Linked DNA regions of Homo sapiens: region 1 is linked to region 2. The links are chromatin contacts, found by Hi-C or POLR2A ChIA-PET in ENCODE. All regions are on one chromosome and are shown on one strand. The core of a region is the stretch at or near the end of the contact, and the rest is flanking DNA. Distances in the headings are between cores, read along the strand shown.

Region 1 (5,971 bases), core at 1,864-4,363, 1.2 Mb after region 2:
GACTGATGTCCAAATAGGATGGAGAGATGGAAAAATCCAATCTGAGTTGCAAATTTTGCCAAAGAGACATTTACACAAAGCATCCAGAGTCATTTCTAATAAAAGTCATGGAATTTTCCAAGGAAATCAGTCTATGTGTCTCTACCTTCTTTTGCTCACTTTGTCTAAATAGTTCATGGTAGTACCTGTCCAGAAGCCTCTCCATCCACTGAGGCCCAGTGAAATCTCTAGTCCTCTGTGAAGCTTTCCCAGGTCCTTCCAACCTTTCCTCCTATCATCTCTGATCACTGTCCACATCCATTATCTGGTAACCAATCTTAGACTACTTTAGGGCAGCTCTTGGATTAACACCTATTCTAGCAGTTTTCAACCAGTGACTTGCCTGCAACAGTGGTCCATAGAGAATCTAGATCTTAGGTTCCTGAACCTATTGTCACAATCACCTGGGAAGCTTTTCAAAAATGTATATTCTGGGGGCCCCTATTTCTAGTGATCAATTCGTTTGTAAAAGCTTCCCAGGTGTTTCTGATCAGCAAAGTTTGAGAACCTCTGGTCTAGACTTTGATTAGAAATGTCTCTGGATGAACTTTTCTTTCATTCAGACACGTATGCATGCAGCAGACGCTTACTGAGTATATACTGTGTTCTGGTCCACATTTTCACGACTACGATTTCACTTGCTATAATCCCCATGGCCACCCAGAAGCATGTTCCTATCACTAGACTTAATGTAGTGCCCTGCATATAGCTGGTCTCAATAATTAATTTATCCAATGAATACTATTTAATTTTTGGCACACTTATGCCTCATCTCTTCAGATCTACTCCGGGGGTAAAGATTGGGTTTTATATTTTTTTGTAGACCAAACTGTCTATCTGCATGCTTTCCCCATATAGTTGGGACTCAATAAATGTTCCTTCATTTGGCTATGATTTAAACCCATCTCAAGTCTTCTTTAATCTTTGTTTTTGATCTAAAAATAAGGCTATATGAAATAATGGGGGACAAAGGTTTTGATGACTCTGAATTCTACCCCTGTCACTTATTAGCTGTGTGATCTTGAACAAGTTCCTCAAACTCTAAGCTTCTGATAATTTATTCTCACAACAGAAATAATAACTATGGCCAGACGCAGTGGCTCATGCCTATAATCCCAGAACTTTGGGAGATCAAATGGGAAGGATTGCTTCAGCCCAGGAGTTCAAGACCAGCCTGGGCAACATGGCAAAATCCTGTCTCTATAAAAAAATTAAAAAAAAAAAAAATTAGCTGGATGTGGTGGTATGCAACTGCAGTCCCAGTTACTCAGGAGGCTGAGGTAGGAGGATTGCTGGGGCTTGGGAGCCGGAGGCCACAGTGAACCAAGATTGTGCCACTGCACTTCGGCCTGGGTGACAGAGCGAGGTCTTGTCTCAAAAAGAAATAGTAACTATGGGCCGGGCGCGGTGGGAGGCCGAGGCGGGCGGATCAGGAGGTCAGGAGATCGAGACCATCCTGGCTAACACGGTGAAACCCTGTCTGTACTAAAAAAAATACAAAATATTAGCTGGGCCTGGTGGCGGGCGCCTGTAGTCCCAGCTACTTGGGAGGCTGAAGCAGGAGAATGGCGTGAACCCGGGAGGCGGAGCTTGCAGTGAGCCGAGATCGCGCTACTGCACTCTAGCCTGGGCGACAGAGCGAGACTCCATCTCAAAAAAAAAGAAATAGTAACTACTCACGAGATTGTTGATGAGGATTAAATAATGCATGTAAAGCACTCGATGGATAGAAGGTACTATAACCATAGGAGGCAACTATAATTATTTTAACTACATGCCTCTCAAGTTCCTTATACGTAAAATGGATACTTCGTAAGTGAAAATATTGCCTAGGGCCTGGTGCATTTTCAGTGCTTATAAAATGTTAGGAACTAATTAACAATGCTATGTCTCTCTTTCCTAGCCAAGGTCTCTCATTTTTCCTGGATTAAGCCCTTTGGCAAAACAGATTCTTTCCCAGCAGCCTTTTCAGGCCTCAGACACCCCTACCAAAGCCAGTGTCTACTGAACAGGCCCAGAGGAGCCCAGAGGGAATGGATGGGGCTTAGGTTGCAGCTGTCCTCTCCTGCTGGGACCCTGTTTCTGGTGAGCAGAGGACTGCTGCTCTGCCAGCTGTGTGACACTTTCATCACTGGCTATTTCAAGATACAGTCCAAGATAAGCACTTCTCTTGTGCTTCCTTTCAGACAAAGCTCTCTGAAGACTAAAAGCTCATTGGCCTGACCTTTGGTCTCTGGAGGAAGTGAGGAAATATCATCCAGCTCGTAGACAATGAAGACACCAAGCACTCGAGGGATGAGATTGAGCAACAAGGTGGCAGAGCTAGAGAAGAGGCCTGATAAGAGTGTTCCAGAGCATTAATAATTGTGATAAAAATAATCTCTGTCTCTTGTGAAGGTCTTACAGTTTACAAGGCATCTTCACACATACTAGCTTGTTGGCTCCTCAACACTCCTCACCTGAGACTGATGGAGCAACAGTCATCTCCGTTTTAGAGAGGAAGAAACTGAGTCCCAGAGTTGTATGATTTGCCCAAGGTCACAGAGGGTGAGAGGCAGAGCTGGCCTAGAACCGGGTCTGCTGACTTCGAGTCCAGGGTAATCGCGGATCGGAAAGAAGGAATGGGGACCCTTCTTCCACCGCCATGAAAAACAGAAAACTGAGAGTAAGAGTAAAGTACACAAAGGGTGGAGGAGCATAAAGAAGCCCGGGGTTCAGGGATGTGAGGCTGCAGGGTGAAGGTAGGGCCGAGGAATCAGGGTAGGGCTGTGGGGTCCAAGGTGGGGCTGCGGGGGCTGGGTCCTGGGACGGGAGCTCAGTGGGGATTCCAGGGGCACTGGCCGTTAAAAGTGCGAGGCGACCGTGGGAGGGTCAAGGGAGCGGGTGGCTACAGGTGTCTGAATAGGAAACGTAAAGGACGAAGATTAATGTGCAATTCCTATGACTGAGAGACGCCGAGGCCCCAAACCGGGCCAGAATACAAAAGTCTGCAGGAAGCTCAATTGAGATATAGGTGTTTTCTCCAATCAAACTTACCCAGTCAAGCTGATTCCTCAGAAGCAGCCCCAGACGTTTAACTCGACGGAAATGAGAAACGACCCATGAACCCGTGGCCCTTTGGTCGTCGTAGTTTCCAAGGCTCAAAATGGACGCTTGGAAGCACTTCTCGTTCCTCAATCTAGAACTACAATTCCCGATGTACAGTGCGCGAGATTGCGCATTACAACTCTAAAACTACACCTCCCAGAGTTCTACGCGACCGTCCAGCCCCGCGTGGTCGTGCGAAACCGCCCAAGGCCTGGGATGCGGTGTGATTCCTCCCCCTGGTGGCCTGAAGAGGTGCCGCCGCGATTTCTGCTCTCGAGCGGAGGGTTTTGCCTTAGTCCCGTGCGTAACCCTCCGCCTCACCCTCCTCAAATAGTCCTCAGGCGTGCCTAGAAATGGTCCCCGCTTCGCTTTATTCTCAAGGAGGTGGGAGGAGGTTGGAGTTTGTTTTGTGTCTTCTGCACACTTTGCTTCCTGTAAGAATAATAGACTGATCATTCAAATTAAGGGGACATTCCCTACCAGCCTGCATCTGTTGACACCTGTGATTTTCCATTGTCCTCAAAAGACTCCCTGGCAGAGAAAGGGGAGGAACCCGAGTAATCTGCTGGGCCGCATCCATCCCACATTACTGTCTAATGCTGGTTCTTAGCGACACTGATGGACAAGATACCGCTCCTAGCCTCAACAGAATCACAGTCTAGCAGAGAATTCAGACAAATGAATAATGACAGCACAGAGCCGTGATCTCATGGGGAGACACAGCAAGCGTGGGAGCCTTGAAAAGGGGCCTCTGGCCAGGCTTGGGGGAAAAGGGCGGTGTCCGCAAGGCTTTTTAGAGGGAGTGATGTTTGTTAACATTGAGACCCGATATAAGGAAAGAACGTAGCCAGGAGTACAGAGACTGTGAAGGACGTTTCAGAGTATGGCATTAAGTTCAGTGCTGGCTGCAGCTAAGTGTGAGGGATGGAAGGAGAGTATTCTCGGGGGAGTGGGCGTTAGGCAGAGCCCATCCTCAGGAGTTCTGTAAACTTCTATAGGAAATTTGGATCGTTCAGGCAGCTCAAAAACGTTCAACGGCCCTCTACTACCTATGAAGTGAAGTCCCAACTGCTTAGCCTGACATTCAAGGTCTTCTCCAACCTGCACTCCCCCACGCCCCACCCCCCACCCTTCAGCGCCCCTCCTCTGGGAGCTTTGTTCATGCCTCCAAAGTTTCCGCCGACATCTGTGTGTGCCTCGCACATGTGAGTCGACTCACACTGCCTTGGGTATCTCCTGTATTAGAGGTCTTAACTCTTGACACATTGTGAGCTCTTTGAGGTCAGGTACTGAGTCCTGCAGTCGCCCCCTCCACCCTACTCTTGCAGCCCACATCCCCCCGAAACACCAGGGTCCAGAGTCCCTGCTTTAGGCTCTCCTCTCCTGCCGACACACTGTTGTCACCCCCATCCTTCCAGGAGCCAAGATAAAGTCATCAGGAGAGAGTGCTGGCAGCCCTGCACTGTGGTAATTAAGCCTCGGATCTCATTAAATCTGTGGCTGATGGCGGTGGCCACAGAACCTGAAAAGCTTAGCGCAGATCAGAGAGCGGCTCCCTTTGGCCCATTAATCCGTGCTGTGCAGCTGGCCAGAACACTCACGACAAGCCAGAGGTCCTTGGTCATGAGAGGGACAGCTGGAGGTCATTTCTTTCAGTCTCCTACTCCCAGACCAGGCCATGCTGGAGCCATTTGCTGGCCAGCTGAGTTTAAAATTTCCCAGGGATGGGCATGTCACCACCTCCTTTACCTCCTTTGTCACAGTTAGGAAGCTCTTCCTTGGGCACAATCAGATTCTTCCCTGTTGCAAAATAAAACAGTTGAGTTTAACTATACTTCCTTCCAATCCGGTCTTTTCTAGGATAAACAACCCAAATGCCTTTACCTTTTTAAGCAAATGGTTGATTTTCCAGCATTTTCATCATAGATCTCATCCTCCAGTAGCCCAAAGTTCCCTTCAAATCTATCAGCTACCATCCCAACTCTGGCCTTTACTTTGTTGCTAAATTGCTTCAAGTTGGTATTTGGGTGACCAGCTTTGGATTTCCTTTTTTTTAGGGGGGCGGGGGGGACAGAGTCTCGCTCTGTGGCCCAGTGGCGGGATCTCAGCTCACCGCAGCCTCCGCCTCCTGGGTTCAAGCAGTTCTCCCATCTCAGCCTCCATAGTAGCTGGGATTACAGGCACATTACCACACCTGGCTAATTTTTGTATTTTTAGTAGAGATGGGTTTTCATCATGTTGGCCAGGCTGATCTTGGACTCCTGGCCTCAAGTAATCTGCCCACCTTGGCCTTCCAAAGTGCTGGGATTACAGGTGTGAGCCACCACGCACCACCAGTGGACAAAACTTTTAAAATAAAGGTAGAATAGGTATACAATAAAGTATGTAATGGGCACTAAAGTATACAGCTTAACTTCTTAAAAACATTTGCTATAACTACCATTTACTTCAAAATGTAGGACGTTTCCAATATCCTGAAAGGTTGGCTTCTCAGTTGTAATCAATCACCCCCACCCATCCTCCAGAAGGAACAACTACTTTCCGTCTCTTATCATCAACTAGTTTTGAGAAGCAACATTTTTTAACTTTGATAATAACATTTTATGCTCACTGATAGCTGATACTTGTGTCGATGCCATTCCAGTCAAAGACCACCGGAAACACACCTGTATTAAAGAAGTTGTATTAATTATTCATTGCAGCAAGAGAGAAGGCAGGCAATGGGGAAATAAGGGCAAAGGGGGTGCATTTCTGTAGGAAGGTGGAAGAAAGAATTTACAGAATTTGGGCTTTTGTTAGACAATCTGGGGAGAGTTTAAGGAAGCAGGGCTTGGCTTTGGATTGG
Region 2 (6,289 bases), core at 343-2,842:
GGTGGCATGTGCCTGTAGTCCCAGCTACTCGGGAGGCTAAGGCAGAAGAATCACTTGAACCCAGGAGGTGGAGGTTGCAGTGAGCCGAGATTGTGCCACTGCACTCCAGCCTGGGCGACAGAGTGAGACTCTGCCTCACCAAAAAAAAAAAAAAAAAGAAAAAGAAAGAAAACTTTAGCATGTCTGTAATTGGTAGATATAATCTCTATCATTTATTTAATGATAATTAAAAATAGCGGGGCATGGTGGCACATGCCTGTGGTCTCAGCTACTAGTGGGGCTGAAGCAGGAGATTGAGGCTGTAGTGAGCCACTCTGATTGCACCACTCCACTCCAGCCTGGGTGGCAGAGTGAGACTCTGTCTCAAAACAAAAGAAAACAAACAAAAAAACATAATGTAAGAATCATGAAGTGACTTTAAAATCTTTATTTTATAATAATGTTATAAGTTTTCTGAAGCTACTTAATTTATCACTATACAGAATAAACAGATATATAAAAAATGATCAGTAAGTTTTTGTTTCCCTACTAAAGCCAGAATAATGGTCATGAGGTAATAGATAGCATTGGGTGCTTACTATGGGCCAGGCACAGTGTGCCAGCCGTTTGCATGTGTTAGCTAATTTAATCCTCATATAAACTTTGAAATAGGTGCTATCAATACTGTTTAACACATGAGAATTAGAGAGATCATTGTTTGGGTATGGTTGCAGGGCCAGTAAGTAGCAGTACTGTGATTTGTACTAACGTCTTTGGGATTTCAGAACCTGAATCAATAACTTTGTTTATGTTATTTTTCTCTATTTATTTGAAACTTGAATGCTTTCCTAACAGAATTTCTTATGTTCTGTTTTCAGTCACCCTGAAAAAAAAATTCTGAGAATATTTAAGGATATTTCTAAAACATACTAACAACTAGTGAGCCTAGATGGTTCATTAGATGACTTTGGTTGCTTTCAGTTCTCTTGGTAAAATTTGAAAGGCAACTAAAATTTCCATTACCTCACCTCGTTGCATTTTGGGGGCCTGGTTAATTAGTATTTTATAAAGCACTTTAGAGGGTTTATTTATAAACTTGTTAAGGAACCTGACTTGAATGTCTTTTTTTTTTTTAAGGCAGAGTTTCACTGTTGCCCAGGATGGAGTGCAGTGGTGTCATCACAGGTCACTGCCACCTTGACCTCCTGGGCTCAAGTGATCCTCCTCCTTTAGCTCCCTGAGTAGCTGGGACTTGCAGTGCCACCATGCCCAGCTAATTTTTTTTAAATTAATTTTTTTGTGGAGATGAGGTCTCACTGTGTTGCCTAAGATGGTCTTGAACTCCTGGACTCAAGTTATCCTCCCACTTTGGCCTCCCATTACAGGCATGAGCCATTGTGCTTGGCCTCACATATTTTGATTTTAGGATTGTTTTCCAATTGAGAAATGTCTAAATGGTTCAAGTTTAACAAAAATCATATACTAATTTGTTAATTATTTTTCTGTGAGTTCTTTTCTTTCTGCCCTCTCCCTTTCTCCCTTCCTCCCCCTTCAGAGGTTGGTAGAAAAAAAAAAAAAAGGCAAGGAAGTTTCTTTTTGTGGAGAGAGGAAATGACTGTTGGTTCAAGACTTTATCCATATTAGGTATAAACTAAATATAGACGTGTAATCCAGGAGTGAAGTCACATCTATAAAGTTTCTTAAGCAAAGCTAATGAGATCAGCCAGTGCTTTTGGATCTGTTTTTTCCCCCCTTGCTTTTGGCTCACTTACCAAACTGATTAGTCTTATAGTCTGCCTGCCTTTGCTTCTTTAAAAAAAGAATAAAAAAATTATAAGGAATCTTTCTGTAAAACAAGCACACAAATTTTTAAAAAGTTGCTTTGTATATGAAGCATAGTCACTTATGCCTCCCTTTGAGGGGAGGTTATAAATAAATTAGCTTCTTTAATTTCTTGACCTTGTCATTTTCCTCACACCAATTCTTCTTCTTTTTTTTTTGTTTTTTGAGTTGGTTTTATCCTTGAGTCTTTGTCACATATTTTTACTGTGAGGCTGGACTCATCTTTGTAAGTTGTAAGAAACGTGTTTTACTTAGTATTTTCTTGGTTTATTCCATTTTTAACCATTAAAGCAGATCTCAGTATGGCTAAATGGTAATAGGATTTCTTCTGATTGGCTGGTTAGAGAGATTGTAATAGAACGGAATGATGGAATAAATCTGCTTCTGGTCACAGCACATGTCCTTCTCAAATAAGGACTTTGAAAAGTCCCCCAAAGCATTCTTACAATAATTATTTCCAACTCTTGTGTTCCTTCTTAGAGCCCTTTGCAAGCATTCCTAAACACTCAAGCCCTTACGAACGTGCTATGCTTCTGAAGAGAAGAACTATATACACACATCTGTGGCGCATCTTACTATAAATACTTTGGAATACAACTAATTGTGTAAAAAGTTTAGCTTAACATATTTCGGGGTTTTAGGGATCAGTTCATGAAACTAAATGTTCTCCAAGCCTAAGTTGGAATCTGTTCTGAATCCTTCTCTGACCATGTTGTTCCCTTAGCAGAACTACTCTTTCCTACTGTTTGGGGCAGTTTGTGCATTTTTATATTCTGCCACTCATCTGAATCACCTTTAATTACATTTTTGTTCCAGGCTAGAATGTAAATTCCAGGAGATCAAGGATAAGGGATTATTTTCTTTTTTCTTCTTTTTATATTTTAAATTTAAAAAATTATTATGTTCTTCTAAAGACTAAGGGACTATTTTCTTCATCTTTTATATCTACCCCCTACCACAAACCTTTATATATAGGAGATAATTCATTAATTCAGTAAGCATTTATTAGTGTTTTTTGGCAAATTGGTGTGCATAGTATAGGAATATAAGCATGTAAGAGAGAATATATTAAATATTTTCTGTTATTGTGTTCTATATTACCTCATAGTAAAATACCAGAGTTAAAAGTAGTATTCAGTTATTGAACTTGAGACATGTAATTGGGGTTTTGTAACTAGCTACTCACTATATAGCTATTGGTCTAAACCTAACAGATTGGTTTAGAGAACTAGAATATTATGTAACTGGAAGGCCAGGTTCAAGTCCTATGTGTATCCTAATTGATCTGCTACCTCATCTGTCAAGTGGGTGTATTTCTTGGAGGTGATGTTCAGTCCAGTTTGTATTATTTTATATGCCAAGGTAGCCTTAGGCTTGGCTTAAGCTTAGGCTTAGGCAGAAAGTTGAGCCCTGAGATTCCAACGTCAGATCCAGAGAATTAAATTCTCATAATTAGAAGCAATCTATTAGATAACAAAAATAGAGCCAATACAAATTCTTCATGATAATGGAGGCAGTTTGCCAAAGAAAGAAAAAATATTTCAGGAGTGAATTCTTTGACCCGAAAGAATATATTTTATTTCCCAGGTGAGCTCCTGAAAGAAAGTTTAAGGAAAGATTTTGTTTGTTGTATCTAAAATAAAGCAGACACAGAACCATTCTTCTTCTTCTTTTTTTTTTAAAGCCAGTCAAATTTATAGAATTTTCCTTCATCATATTTGAGTAACCTGTGCATTGAAATCCGAAGTAAAATATTTCAGTAAGAAACATCCTGCTATGTTATACTCTTCAGATATTTGAAGTTTTAGGCCAGCAAAGAAGATAGACAAGAATTCTGAATATTAACTTTCACAGCTGAAATACAGTGTTGAATATATAATTTTTGCGGAAACTAATTTTGTAATGTATATATATAGAGAGAGACGGAGTCTTGCTCTCTCGCCCAGGCTAGAGTGCAGTGGCACGATCTCAGCTCACTGCAGTCTCCGCCTCCCAGATTCAAGCGATTCTCCTGCCTCAGCCTCCTGAGTAGCTGGAATTACAGGTGCCCGCCACCGTGTCCAGCTAATTTTTGTATTATTAGTAGAGACGGGGTTTCACCATCTTGGCCAGGCTGGTCTTGAACCCCTGACCTCATGATCCACCCACCTTGGCCTCCCAAAGTGCTGGGATTACAGGTGTGAGCCACAGCGCCCGGCTGATTTTGTAATATATTTTAATGAACATTTAAAAATACATAATCCAAAATTAAAACAAATGAGGAAGATTCATTAATTTATTCATGTTTGTTGAGAGCTAATATTTTATACTATTAATAAAATATTGTATAGCATTTTCATGATTGCAGTTTTTCATTGTTTATGGTCATCTTCATTAATCCATTGTTCTTAGTCATTTAGAGGTCTGAAATTTGGCTTTAAGCAATATTGTGATATATATCCTTACAGCCAATTTTCTGTGCATGTCAAGCAATTGTGTTTTAAAAGTCCCCCACATATCTCATTTACCCTCTGAATTCTTTATTTTCCTTTTGTTTACTTAAACTGTAATCTCTCTTTTTTCACACTTCACCTGGAATGTAATCTCTTAAAAAGAAAAAACTTTCTGCAGAATTTAGGTTTTTTACAAAGGGAAAATTGGATTTTTGACTCTACTACTGAACTCTTGGTGGAGTGTCTAGTTAAAATTGGTCTGAGAACTTGATGAACAGAAATAGCTGCCTTAAGCATAGATGGGGAAGAATAATATTAATTTCTTGAACATTTCATTGTTTTCTTGTACTCTTGGGATTCTTTGTGAATCTAGTTTATACTACAGTATAATGTGTATACCCTTAAGGAAAGTGGGTTGCTGCATTTTGACTTGCAGAAGCATTTCACCTATGTCCCAACATAGTTGTCTTTAGTTGATAAACAAGGGAAGACCCTGGCAGTTAGTGAATTTATCTTTGGTTAGCAGATATTTTTTAAAAATGAGGGCTAGACAATGAAAAAGTTTGAGATGCACCTTTTTTTTTTTTTTTTTTTTTTTTTGACAGGGCCTCACTTTGTCATCCAGGCTAGAGTGCAGTGGTAAGATCATAGCTCACTACATCCTTGACCTCCTGGGCTCAAGTGATCCTCCTGCTTAAGCCTTCTGAGTAGCTAGGACTAAAGGTGTGTACTACCATATCTGGCTAATTTTCTTATTTTTCATAGAGATGGGGGTCTCACTGTGTTGTCCAGGCTGGTCTCAAAACTCCCAGCTTCAAGTGATCCTCCCACCTTGGCTTCCCAGAGTGTTGGGATTACAGGTGTGAGCCATTGCACCCAGCCAGAGATGCACTTTTTTTTGATGTAACCAAAGTGAGAATAATTATAAAGGAGCATGTTTCTTTTTTATTTTAATTTTAATTTTTTTTGTTGTATAAATGGAGTCTCCCTCTGTGGCCCTGGCTGGAGTGCAGTGGTGCGATCTTGGCTCACTGCAACCTCTGCCTCTTGGAGTCAAACAGTTCTCCTGCCTCAGCCTCCCGAGTAGCTGGGACTACAGGTGCACACTGCGACACCTGGCTAATTTCTTTTGTATTTTTAGTAGAGACGGGGTTTCACCGTGTTGCCCAGGCTGGTCTTAAACTCCTGAGCTCAGGCAGTCCGCCTGCCTTGGCCTCCCAAAGTGTTGGGATTACAGGCGTGAGCCACCACGCCCAGCTAAGTAACTTCTTTTTTAAATAAAATAATCATGGATTAATATAATAAAAACAAATTAGTGTTCTGTGTTTCTGAAATTAAGTCATTTAGTGCCAAACTTTCACATTCTAAATAGTTGTATCTGAAAATGTCTTGACTTCTCTTCCATTCTTTAAAGATGGTTTTGTTGGAAATAGAATTTTGAGTTGATTTTTATTGTTGTTATTGTTATTCTTTCAGCAATTTAAAAAATGTTCTTGACTGGGCGTGGTGGCTCATGCCTGTAATCTCAGCACTTTGGGAGGCTGAAGTGGAAGATCTCTTGAGCCCAGGAGTTCGAGACCATCTTGGGCAACCTAGTGAGACCCTGTCTCTACAAAAAATTGAAAAAATAGCTGGACATGGTGGCAGGTGCCTGGTCCCAGCTACTTGCGAGGCTGAGGTGGGAGGATGGCTTGATCCCTGGAGATCGAGGCTGCAGTGAGAGCTGCGCTTCAGCTTAGGCGACAGAGCGGGACCTTGTCTGAAAAAAAAAGGACCGAGGGCAGTGGCTCATGCCTATAATCACAGCACTTTGAGAGGCCAAGGTGGGTGGATCACCTGAGGTCAGGAATTCAAGACCAGCCTGGCCAACATGGTGAAAACCTGACTCTACTGAAAATACAAAAATTAGCTGGATGTGGTGGCGCATGCCTGTAATCCCAGCTACTGGGGCAGCTGAGGCGGGAGAATCGCTTGAACCCAGGACGCACAGGTTGCAGTGAGCCGAGATCACACCACTGTATTCCAGCCTGGGTGAC

The links. A loop is a pair of places that touch in the nucleus more often than their neighbours do. ChIA-PET counts read pairs that join two places held with the same protein, here RNA polymerase II (POLR2A).
Region 1: a loop to region 2 is called in a map with no recorded cell type, with 6 times the contacts of the local background. The contact joins the promoter of PAFAH2 here to the enhancer-like site in region 2. A Hi-C loop is called at or near these places in 1 of 37 single-sample maps with no recorded cell type. POLR2A ChIA-PET finds 5 or more read pairs at or near these places in 1 of 52 experiments (activated T-cell).

Annotation. Positions count from the first base shown.
Region 1 is chr1:25,994,950-26,000,920 of GRCh38, forward strand. It overlaps PAFAH2 (platelet activating factor acetylhydrolase 2), which reads right to left and starts at 3,114. Exons shown (of 11, transcript NM_000437.4): 1 at 3,076-3,114. RefSeq lists enhancers at 2,860-2,939, 3,110-3,199, 3,210-3,259.
Region 2 is chr1:24,768,764-24,775,052 of GRCh38, forward strand. All of the region lies in intron 1 of CLIC4 (chloride intracellular channel 4), which reads left to right. Among named protein-coding and RNA genes, the nearest start is that of CLIC4, 26 kb to the left of the region's middle. Within about 2 kb of position 1,593, at least 8 of the 41 ENCODE cell types and tissues checked have a DNase peak (open chromatin) inside an H3K27ac peak, as active enhancers do.